Linked DNA regions of Homo sapiens: region 1 is linked to region 2. A link is an interaction called in ENCODE POLR2A ChIA-PET data of the cell type or tissue named here. Cell type or tissue: OCI-LY7. All regions are shown on one strand. Links, peaks and the distances in the headings refer to the core of each region. The heading gives the core; the rest is flanking DNA.

The links. ChIA-PET counts read pairs that join two places held together with the same protein. Peaks named below come from ENCODE experiments on the same cell type or tissue, not always from the same donor. Only the 100,000 strongest peaks of a DNase experiment are listed, where the experiment ranks them.
Region 1: POLR2A ChIA-PET joins it to region 2 with 5 read pairs; 1 of 35 experiments calls an interaction of 5 or more read pairs at or near these places.

What each region holds. Positions count from the first base shown.
Region 1 is chr7:2,108,177-2,112,552 of GRCh38, reverse strand. The region is part of intron 11 of MAD1L1 (mitotic arrest deficient 1 like 1); the gene reads left to right. LOC105375127 (a long non-coding RNA gene) reads right to left here and starts at 1,973. Exons shown (of 2, transcript XR_001745063.2): 1 at 1-1,973. RefSeq lists enhancers at 2,250-2,419, 1,415-2,614, 2,132-3,036. In OCI-LY7, for the core only: a CTCF peak has its summit at 3,329 (motif pointing right); DNase peaks (open chromatin) are centred at 2,172 and 3,312; H3K4me3 peaks cover 2,318 bases; H3K27ac peaks cover 2,668 bases.
Region 2 is chr7:2,260,037-2,264,412 of GRCh38, reverse strand. It overlaps SNX8 (sorting nexin 8), which reads left to right. Exons shown (of 11, transcript NM_013321.4): 6 at 1-115; 7 at 1,051-1,183. Among named protein-coding and RNA genes, the nearest start is that of MIR6836, 4.6 kb to the right of the region's middle. In OCI-LY7, for the core only: no CTCF peak of the experiment used is centred there; a DNase peak (open chromatin) is centred at 2,622; H3K27ac peaks cover 841 bases.

The DNA of each region.
Region 1 (4,376 bases), core at 158-4,157, 150 kb after region 2:
CAGGGTCTTTCTGGAATTGCTAATCCATGGCTCTGTGAGGAGAGGTTGACTTGCGAGGGTGCAGTGTCTGTGGACAGGCCGTTCTGTCCTTGGCCTACCGTTCCCAGTGGAAGTGGCGTTTTCTCAGCACCGTGGGTGCCGTTGTGTTTCCCACTGCCTGGTGTTGTGTTCTTTGTTTGTGGTTCCCTTAGGTTTACCGCTTAGAGCTGGTGTTTCATTTTGAGTCTTTTTCATTCTGGTTGATTAAAAAAAACTGTCTATACAGCCTCATTTGCCCTTCTGCTGTGCAGCTGCGCATTTTCACATGCCTGGGGCTGACTTGCGGCCCCACCACCCCAGACTCCCCTCCCTGGCCACCCCAGCATGCTTTCTGTCTGGTGATTTTGCCTTTTCCAGAACGTCATACAAATATGGCATCTTTGGCTCATGGAGGTGCATTTGGGACTCACCGCGTGGCTGTGTGAATCGCAGCGCTGCTTTTCGTTGCTGAGTGATGCTCCAGGCACGGCTGCTCTGGGACTTGTTTATTCGTTCACTGGTTGAAGGACATCTGTATTGTTTCTGGGTTTGGTGAAATGGAGTAAAGCTGCTGGAAATGTTGGCTTTGTATGATCTAAACTCTTACTTTTCCTTGAGCACATACTTAGGAGTGGGACTGCTGGATCCTGGCATCCTTTTAACTTCAGAAGACATTGCCTTGTGGGTCTCCACAGCGGGAAGCATCCGGTGTGTGCGTTCGCGGTGTGTGCGTTTGCTGTGTGTGCAGGTCCACTCCGCACAGGCCTGCTCCTGCTGGGCCACGCCAGGGTTTTGGGCTTAGCTGCCCCCACAGGGCTGTGTGGGCTGTGTGTTGCGTTTTCCAGCGTGCGGCTGCTGGCCCCAACCTGGCGTCAGACAGTTGCTGTGGTGCTTTCTGCAGCCCCCAGCCGTGTTGGCTTGCACAGCCCTCTGGACTTGTGGTCATCATGGAGTTGTAGCCCCTTTTCCCCACCTGATTTCCCACGTATCGGGATCAAATCTAAGCTGGTTTCGTTTTGCTTCCTCTCAAGTCTTTTGTCTTTCCTCCCTTCCTCCTTTTTCATTGATCTCTGTTCTCCGGTGACTTTAGGGAAAGACTGTACCTCATTCATTCCGAGGCACGCTCCTTGACTAGAGCAGAGAGCAAGGGCTGAGCAGCCACGGTCTCGAAAGCTCCTTGCCGCCTGGGAGGCTTCCACGCCTGGGACTGGGGGCTGGGCAGCCAGCGTGCAGAGGTGGAGGGGTGCATGGAGGCGCCTGCGGGCTCTGAGGCCTGGCTTCCCGAGCCCCTCTAGTCTTCATCTGTGGGACGATCACACAGACCGCATGGTGTGGGGGGAGCGAGGGGCGGGCACAGTGGACGCTCGGTGTGTGTGCTCCTCCTCTCTCCCTGTTTCTTCTTTGTTCCTCTTGTCTTTAATTTACTTTTCGTCGGAGGACTTGGCCGCAGCGTGCCCTGTGGACTTGAGACCGAAGCTCTCTTCTGCTCTTTGTACCCTGCTGCTTCCTGATCCGTTCTTCCTCCCCTCACTTGTGTACAGGACTCGAGGGAGGGATGGGGTGAGAGCAGAGCAAGCCAGGGATGTAGTGAGCTTTGTTTGGACAGGAAGGGTTTGCCCGCGCCGTCATCTCCTCGGCTCTGCTGGGAAACTGTGTTTGAGGGAGATGGTGGGGTCTGAGCGCAGACGGCTGTTGTCCTGTGAGATGCAGAAAGCGCTTCTTATGGGCGTGCACCATGGAATTCCCTGCTCGGACCGCACTGGGGGCAGGCGGTGAGTATCGGTATAGAAGTAGCTTTTATTAATTGGTGAAGCCCGTCACAGATCTGAAAGCATCTTAATAGTCTGAAATGATGGCTCTTCAGCAAGAAAAATTTGATTTGGGACAAAAGGGAGACACTTGAGACCCAAAATGACTTGGCTGTGTTGAGGATGGGAAGGAGGCCTTCATCTGCCGCACGTCTGAGTCACTCCAGAGTTTTCTCCACTGCCAGTGTGAGTCAGAGCGAATCACTGTTGGGTTGTGACTTCAGAAGAAGTGAACTCTGTCTCAGGCTGTATTAATAGAAGTAGATGCTTCACAGGAGAGGAGGTGTCTGTGCGAGTCACAGCCCTGCGGGGTCTGATTTCCGCTTTGGGCGTGGCTTCTGAGCCGGGACCTCGAGGCGCCAAGGGAACAGGAGCAGCCGGGCAGCTGCTCGCTTGGTTGTGCCTGCTGTGTACCGAGGCGTGGGGCATGGCGGCACGGCTGTGAGCGCACAGTCCAGCCACAGAAGGAGGCTTCAAGAATCTTTGCGGTGCTGCCATCTGGACATCTGTGTCATTGAAGTCACAGGAGGAGGCTTCAAGAATCTTCGAGGTGCTGCCATCTGGACATCTGTGTCATTTTGATAACGTGTGTGAGATCAGTGGAGGGGAGCCTTAGGAAAATCGGCTGTGGTTTAATAAACTGAACTTCCCGCTGCTTTGAGCCGGAGCCTCCTGGACTGGAAAGGCGTGGGCCTCATGGCCACCTCCGGCCTGCGCAGCTGGGTCTGCACTCTCACAACTGTGCTGAGCCCACGCTTGTGCCCTTACTAGTGGCCTGACCTCTGCGCTGTGGAGAAGGGTGGATATTGTCGCCAACTCTCAGACTTCTTGTGTGTGTTCAGAAAGTACCCAAACGGATTCAAAGGAATAATTAGCGTATCCTGTAAGATATGAATCTTAATTCCTAAATTACATATTTAGCAGATTGTCCAAAATAGCACTTGTAATGGCAACATTCAATTAGTTTAAAAAATGTATATTATTGCAACACTCGCCATGAGTTTTATTTAGAGGTTTCTAAATATAATGCTATAAAAACACAGAAGTGTTTAAAACTATTTAGACCCACGCAGCCGCAGTGAGCTCTTGCTAAACTTCCTACGTTAACCAGCTCTTGACAATCTTGGATTGTGGGGAAGTCTTCTGATGTAGTCCCTAAAGCTGACACGCCAGAGCATCTCGAGGCTGTTGGGGGCTGTTGCTGGGATCCTGAGGCCGCACACCTCCCTGCTATGAGTTCTGACGTTTACAAACATAGGAAGTGAGTTGAAATGACAGAGTCCTTGGGGCCCCACTCTTGAGTGTCCTCCTGGGGTTGGCGGGCGTGGGGCTCCCGCTGTGCCGGGTTCGGCTCCTGTGTTGCCGTGTTCCCTGCGGCTGCTGCAGCCGCTTCTCGTCACCTGATTGTGTGTGCGCCTCCAGTGCTCTCATGGGCTGCTTAAGGCAGGGACTATCCATGTGGCCTGAAGAAGAAGCCGAGGCCCGGGGAAGTTGCATGTAATTGACACCAGAGGGCTGGCCTCATTTCAGGAGGAGCAGAGCTCGGGTTTTCCGTCTAGGTGGGAGATGGGATGGTGATGGGCCCACAGGCAGGGCCTGTCCTCTGATGGGAATCCGAAGTGGGTGCGGAGGACCCAGAGCTGAGGGTGAGCAGCTCTGAGCTGCAGAGCGGGTGCGGGGAGGCTGTGTGCGCAGCACAGGGAGGCGTCTGGAATGGCCGGGTGGGGGTCTGGAACCCATACTTGGTAGCGCCTGTTTGGTCTGTCCCGTGCTCTTCCTGCGAGCCCTCGCGGGGGCCCTGCACTTCCCCAGGAGCTGCCTCAGAGATGTGCCAGTGAAGAAGGGATGGAACTGATCGTGGATCGGGCCGGCTCCTGGAGGCCACCTGGGCCCATTTCTGACAGCCGCTCCTGCCGCGTCCCTAGCTCAGAAGGAGCTCGAGGCTGAGCCGTTTCCCCAGGGCTGCTGCCTTTGTTTCTCCCATTCTGAAAGGAGATGAAAGTTTCTACTGACCTTAGAGAGAAAGCCAGAGTGAAACCCCCTCTGCCAACCCCTGGCTCCCTGTGAAAAGCCTTCCTGGTAATCAAGTGTTTACAGAGGAAGGCTTTGTTCAGACCCTTTCTGGGGCTCTGTATGTTTAAACAAAGAGCTTTTTAGACCTAAACACAGATGTTCATTTGAAAATGAAAAATCAAATTAAGCAGAACCAGCCTTTGAAAGTTAATGCCCTATAGCAAGTAAAACAAAGGGAGAAAAACACTGTGTTGTAAATTTTACTTAAATAACTTTTTATTTTAAATAAAGTTTTAAACTAAAAAAGTATAATTTGAAAGCCACTCATCTTCCTCTCTGTCCTCCAGTAGAACATCTGTGCTGATTCTGACGCGGATGAATGACATGAATTAAACCAAAACCGTCGGAGCGCTCTTTTTACCATAATTACACCTTGTTCGTTTGTGAGACACAATGTGGGGATGAAATGCCAATTAAGCCTGCTATGATAATGAGGTGGGGCCTGAATAGTGATCAGCGGACATGAATCCCACCGGA
Region 2 (4,376 bases), core at 126-4,125:
AGCTGATCCGGAACATCTACAATAGCTTTCACAAGCTTCGCGACAGGGCCGAGCGGATCGCATCGCGGGCCATCGACAATGCGGCAGATCTTCTCATATTCGGGAAGGAGCTAAGGTAGGTGACCTTTCAGCTTCTGCAGGGGCACGCGCGGTGGGACGGGAATCCATGCTGGTGAAGGGCTTGGGCGGAAAGTGCGTTTACCGTAATAACCAGCATCCTGACCTGTTTCATCTCAGAAGGGGCAGAAAGTGGCTCAGGCACATGGGGGGTCATATTTGGAAGAAACACGGGAGAATTTCGGCCCTGAAACACGGATTTCTGAGCACGAGTAAATGCTCACCAGTTTCTAGTCTGGTAGTTTTTTCACTGTCAGGATGAGACTTTAAAAAAAGATCCCAGGCCAGGCGTGGTGGCTCACACCTGTAATCCCAGCACTTTGGGAGGCCGAGGTGGGTGGATCACGAGGTCAGGAGTTCAAGATCAGCCTGGCCAAGATGGTGAAACCCGTCTCTACTAAAAATACAAAAAAAAGTTCTCTGGGCGTGGTGGCGGGTGCCTGTCATCTCAGCTACTCGGGAGGCTGAGGCAGAGAATTGCTTGAACCTAGGAGGCGGAGGTTGCAGTGAGCCGAGATCGCGCCACTGCACTCCAGCCTGGGTGATACAGCGAGACTCCGTCTCAAAAAAAAAAAAGATCCCTTTGACTTGGGGAAGAACAGACCATGGGCTGGCAGCGCTTCCTTTGCCTGAGGGGAGGGGAGACCCCACCCGGGACTCTGCTTGCCCCAGCAGTGCCCGTCACCTGTGCACACATGTCACCTGGGGGCTGGTTGGGAAGAAGAGACGCAGCAGGTCCTGAGGTGCAGCCCCAGGGCCACCCTTTCTCCCGGGCTCCCAGGGTCCCCACAGGCCACTCTTTGAGCAGCAGGGTCCTAGGACGGGGTCACGCAGGTTGCCGTGGAGGACATCTGTCGGGGGGGATGCCAGACTCGACTGCCAGGTGAGCTCCAGGCCTTGAGTGTCTCCTCTCCTGTGTGCTTGCTCCCTCAGTGCAATAGGGTCTGACACGACCCCGCTGCCCTCCTGGGCCGCTCTGAATAGCAGCACGTGGGGGTCCCTGAAGCAGGCTCTGAAAGGCCTGTCTGTGGAATTCGCGCTGCTCGCCGACAAGGCTGCACAACAGGTGAGTGGATCGGTTCTCCCAGGCGCCTGTTCCAGAGAACACGCTATGCCTTTGCATGGGGAGTGCCTCCTGCTTAGATGGGCGTCACAGTTCGTTTTTGTTTTGTTGTTTTGAGAAGGAGTCTCCCTCTGTTGCCAGGCTGGAGCGCAAAGGCGCAATCTCGGCTCGCTGCAACCTCTGCCTCCTGGGTTCAAGTGATTCTCCTGCCTTAGCCTCCTGAGTAGCTGGGATTACAGGTGTCCACCACCATGCCTGGCTAATTTTTTGTATTTTTAGTAGAGATGAGGTTTCACCATGTTCGTCAGGCTGGTCTTGAACTCCTGACCTTAGGTGACCTGCCCGCCTCGGCCTCCCAAAGTGCTGGGATTACAGGCGTGAGCCACTGTGCCCGGCCGGCTTCCCAGTTCTGAGCCGAGTGAATGACAGCTGTGCCCTGGGTGGGAGCTGCCCATCCACATCTGTTCCTGGTGGCTCCCTGGGAGCGTTTACGCTTTCGAGAGGGGGTTGCCAGCGACAAAACAGATTAGGCTGTAGTCTTGAGTGTTGATTTTGCTGAGGTTGGAAGACAGACTCTGTCTTTGAAAAGATGATCTTGGGCTTCCAGGCATACTCCTGGGTGGACCAGATAGTTCCCACTTTGCTGTCTGAGTCCACTAGGATTTGGCACTGGAGACTTAACTCATCAGAATAATAAAGCCCCAGCACCTGAGCGGCTCCCACCTCCCGCTCCACACACAACCTCAGGCAGTGCTCCTGCTGCATGGGCAGAAGCTGATTTCAGAAATTCGCCAAGATCTTGGAGTCATTTGGGATCAGTTTGAAGATACGGTGTTTACTATCACACTGGAAAGCTCATCTGGGTGCTTTTATGTTAAGAAAAAGTGTTACATGGCTGGGCACAGCGGCTCACACCTATCATCCCAGCGCTTTGGGAGGCTGAGGCAGGAGGACTGCTTGAGCCCAGGAGTTCAGGACCACCCTGGGCAACAGAGCAAGATCTCATCTCTATCAAAAATAAAAAAAAATTAGCCAGGGGTGGTGGTGCGTGTCTGTAGTCCCAGCTACTCACGAGGCTGAGGTGGGAGGATCACCTGAACCCAAGAGGTAGAGGCTTCAGTGAGCCATGATGGTGCCACTGCACACCAGCCTGGGCGACAGAGCGAGACCCTGTCTCAAAAACAAAAAAAAGTGGACATAGTTGTGAATGTGGGAGCTTGCTGCCTAGTTCCTATTTCTTGGGAAAGTGGCCTCCAGGCTACTCATATTAGTTTGAAGAGAGTGATCAGAGTGTGCCCGTGAGGGCTGTGCTTCCCCTGAGCCCCGGAGCTCCTGAGTGGCTTGGTGAATGGTGAACCCACCTGCTGTGGAGTCGGGGCTTTTTAAGCTGGAAACGGGGCGCTCAGGTGCCCGTGACGTTTTTCGTGCTGAAGAGGAAATTCGATGTCTTTGCTGGTGTGGAAAGTCTTGGGTTTTCTTCCTCTTCCGCCCCCGTGCTTCTGTGTTCCCTTTAGAAACGGAGGGAGGGCACTGTTGGTTTCTGTAGATTGGGGCTGAGTCTCTTCTGTCTCCAGGTCTGTGTGCCCACTCCCCCCAGGTGGAGGGGACCGAGAACGTGGGGCTGGGGGCTTTTCAGGATAGAGACAGAGGACCTCAGGGCCCTGCCCTATGCATTGTGTGTCTGTGCTGTGACCATGATCAAGCTATTCTGGTCTCCAGGCCTCAGTTTCCCCATCAATTAAATACAAGGGGGTTGGACTAGATTATTAAAACAGCTATTTCTTTTTTTTGTTTGTTTTTGAGACGGAGTCTCGCTCTGTCGCCCAGGCTGGAGGGCAGTGGTGTGATCTCGGCTCACTGCAACCTCTGCCTCCCGGGTTCAAGCGATTCTCCTGCCTCAGCCTCCCCAGTAGCTGGGATTACAGGTGTGCACCACCACACCCGGCTAATTTTTGTATTTTTAGTAGAGATGGGGTTTCACCGTGTTGGCCGGGCTGGTCTCAAACTCCTGACCTCAAGTGATCCGCCAGCCTCGGCCTCCCAAAGTGCTGGGATTACAGGCACGAGCCTCTGTGCCCAGCCAAAGGAGCTGTTTCTGTAATCTGCTGACCCTTTCCCCCAAGCTCAGTGTGCAAAGCATAAAAGCCATTCTTGTCACAGGGACCCAGAACCTTCCCACATTCCACTCCCTCTTCAGCAGGTGGCTGTTGGCGGGGTGCCCAGAGTGCCCTGGGGCTCTGCAGAGCTCAGGATGAGCATCACTCATGAGGTGATTTCCAAGGTTTTTTCTGATTCAGCCCTGGATGCCGCATTTCCACCTTGAAGAGGGAGAGAAGGTTGAGGCTTCTGGTGCAGTAGGAGTTTATGGCTTGAGGTTCTGCCCAGCTCTGTGACTCTTGGACATCTCATGAGTTGTGTTTTGGGACTGTGATGTCTGGAGAAGTGCTGTTTCCTGAATCTCTCTCACTGTCCTTGGTTGTAGTGAAATTGAGCTTTTACATGAAACAAACCTCGAGGCCTTTCATTTGATGCAGCAGAAGTTCCATCTCACCCTTGCTGTTCAGTCGGGGGCAGCGAGGACCGTTTTTCCTAAGTCTGCTTGTACTTACACCAGTTATACTCTCCCCAGACCTATTAGGAGCTGAAGGTAGCCATATCCCAGCAAGACACGTGAGACTCGGAGTAGGGTCTGTGTTTTCCATGGTGACGGGATCTTCGCCTTGGTTAAAGGCGCATGCATTAATGGTTTAGGGCACATTTGTCCAACCTGTGGCCCACAGGCTGCGTGTGGCCCAGGACAGCTTTGAATGTGGCCTAACACAAATCCGTAAACTTGGTTGGGTGCAGTGGCTCATGCCTGTAATCTTAGCACTTTGGGAGGCTGAGATGGGCAGATCACCTGAGGTCAGGAGTTTGAGACCAGCCTGGCCAACATGGTGAAACCCCATCTCTACTAAAAATACAAACATTAGCCAGGCGTGGTGGCGGGCACCTGTAATCTCAGCTACTCGGGAGGCTGAGGCAGGAGAGAATCGCTTGAACCTGGGAGGCGGAGGTTGCAGTGAGCTGAGATCATGCCACTGCACTCCAGCCTGGGTAACAGAGCAAGACTCTGTCTCAAAAAAAAAGCCAAATCTGTAAACTTTCTGAAAACATTATGAGATTTACACACAGACCTACCTACCTTCCTTCCTTC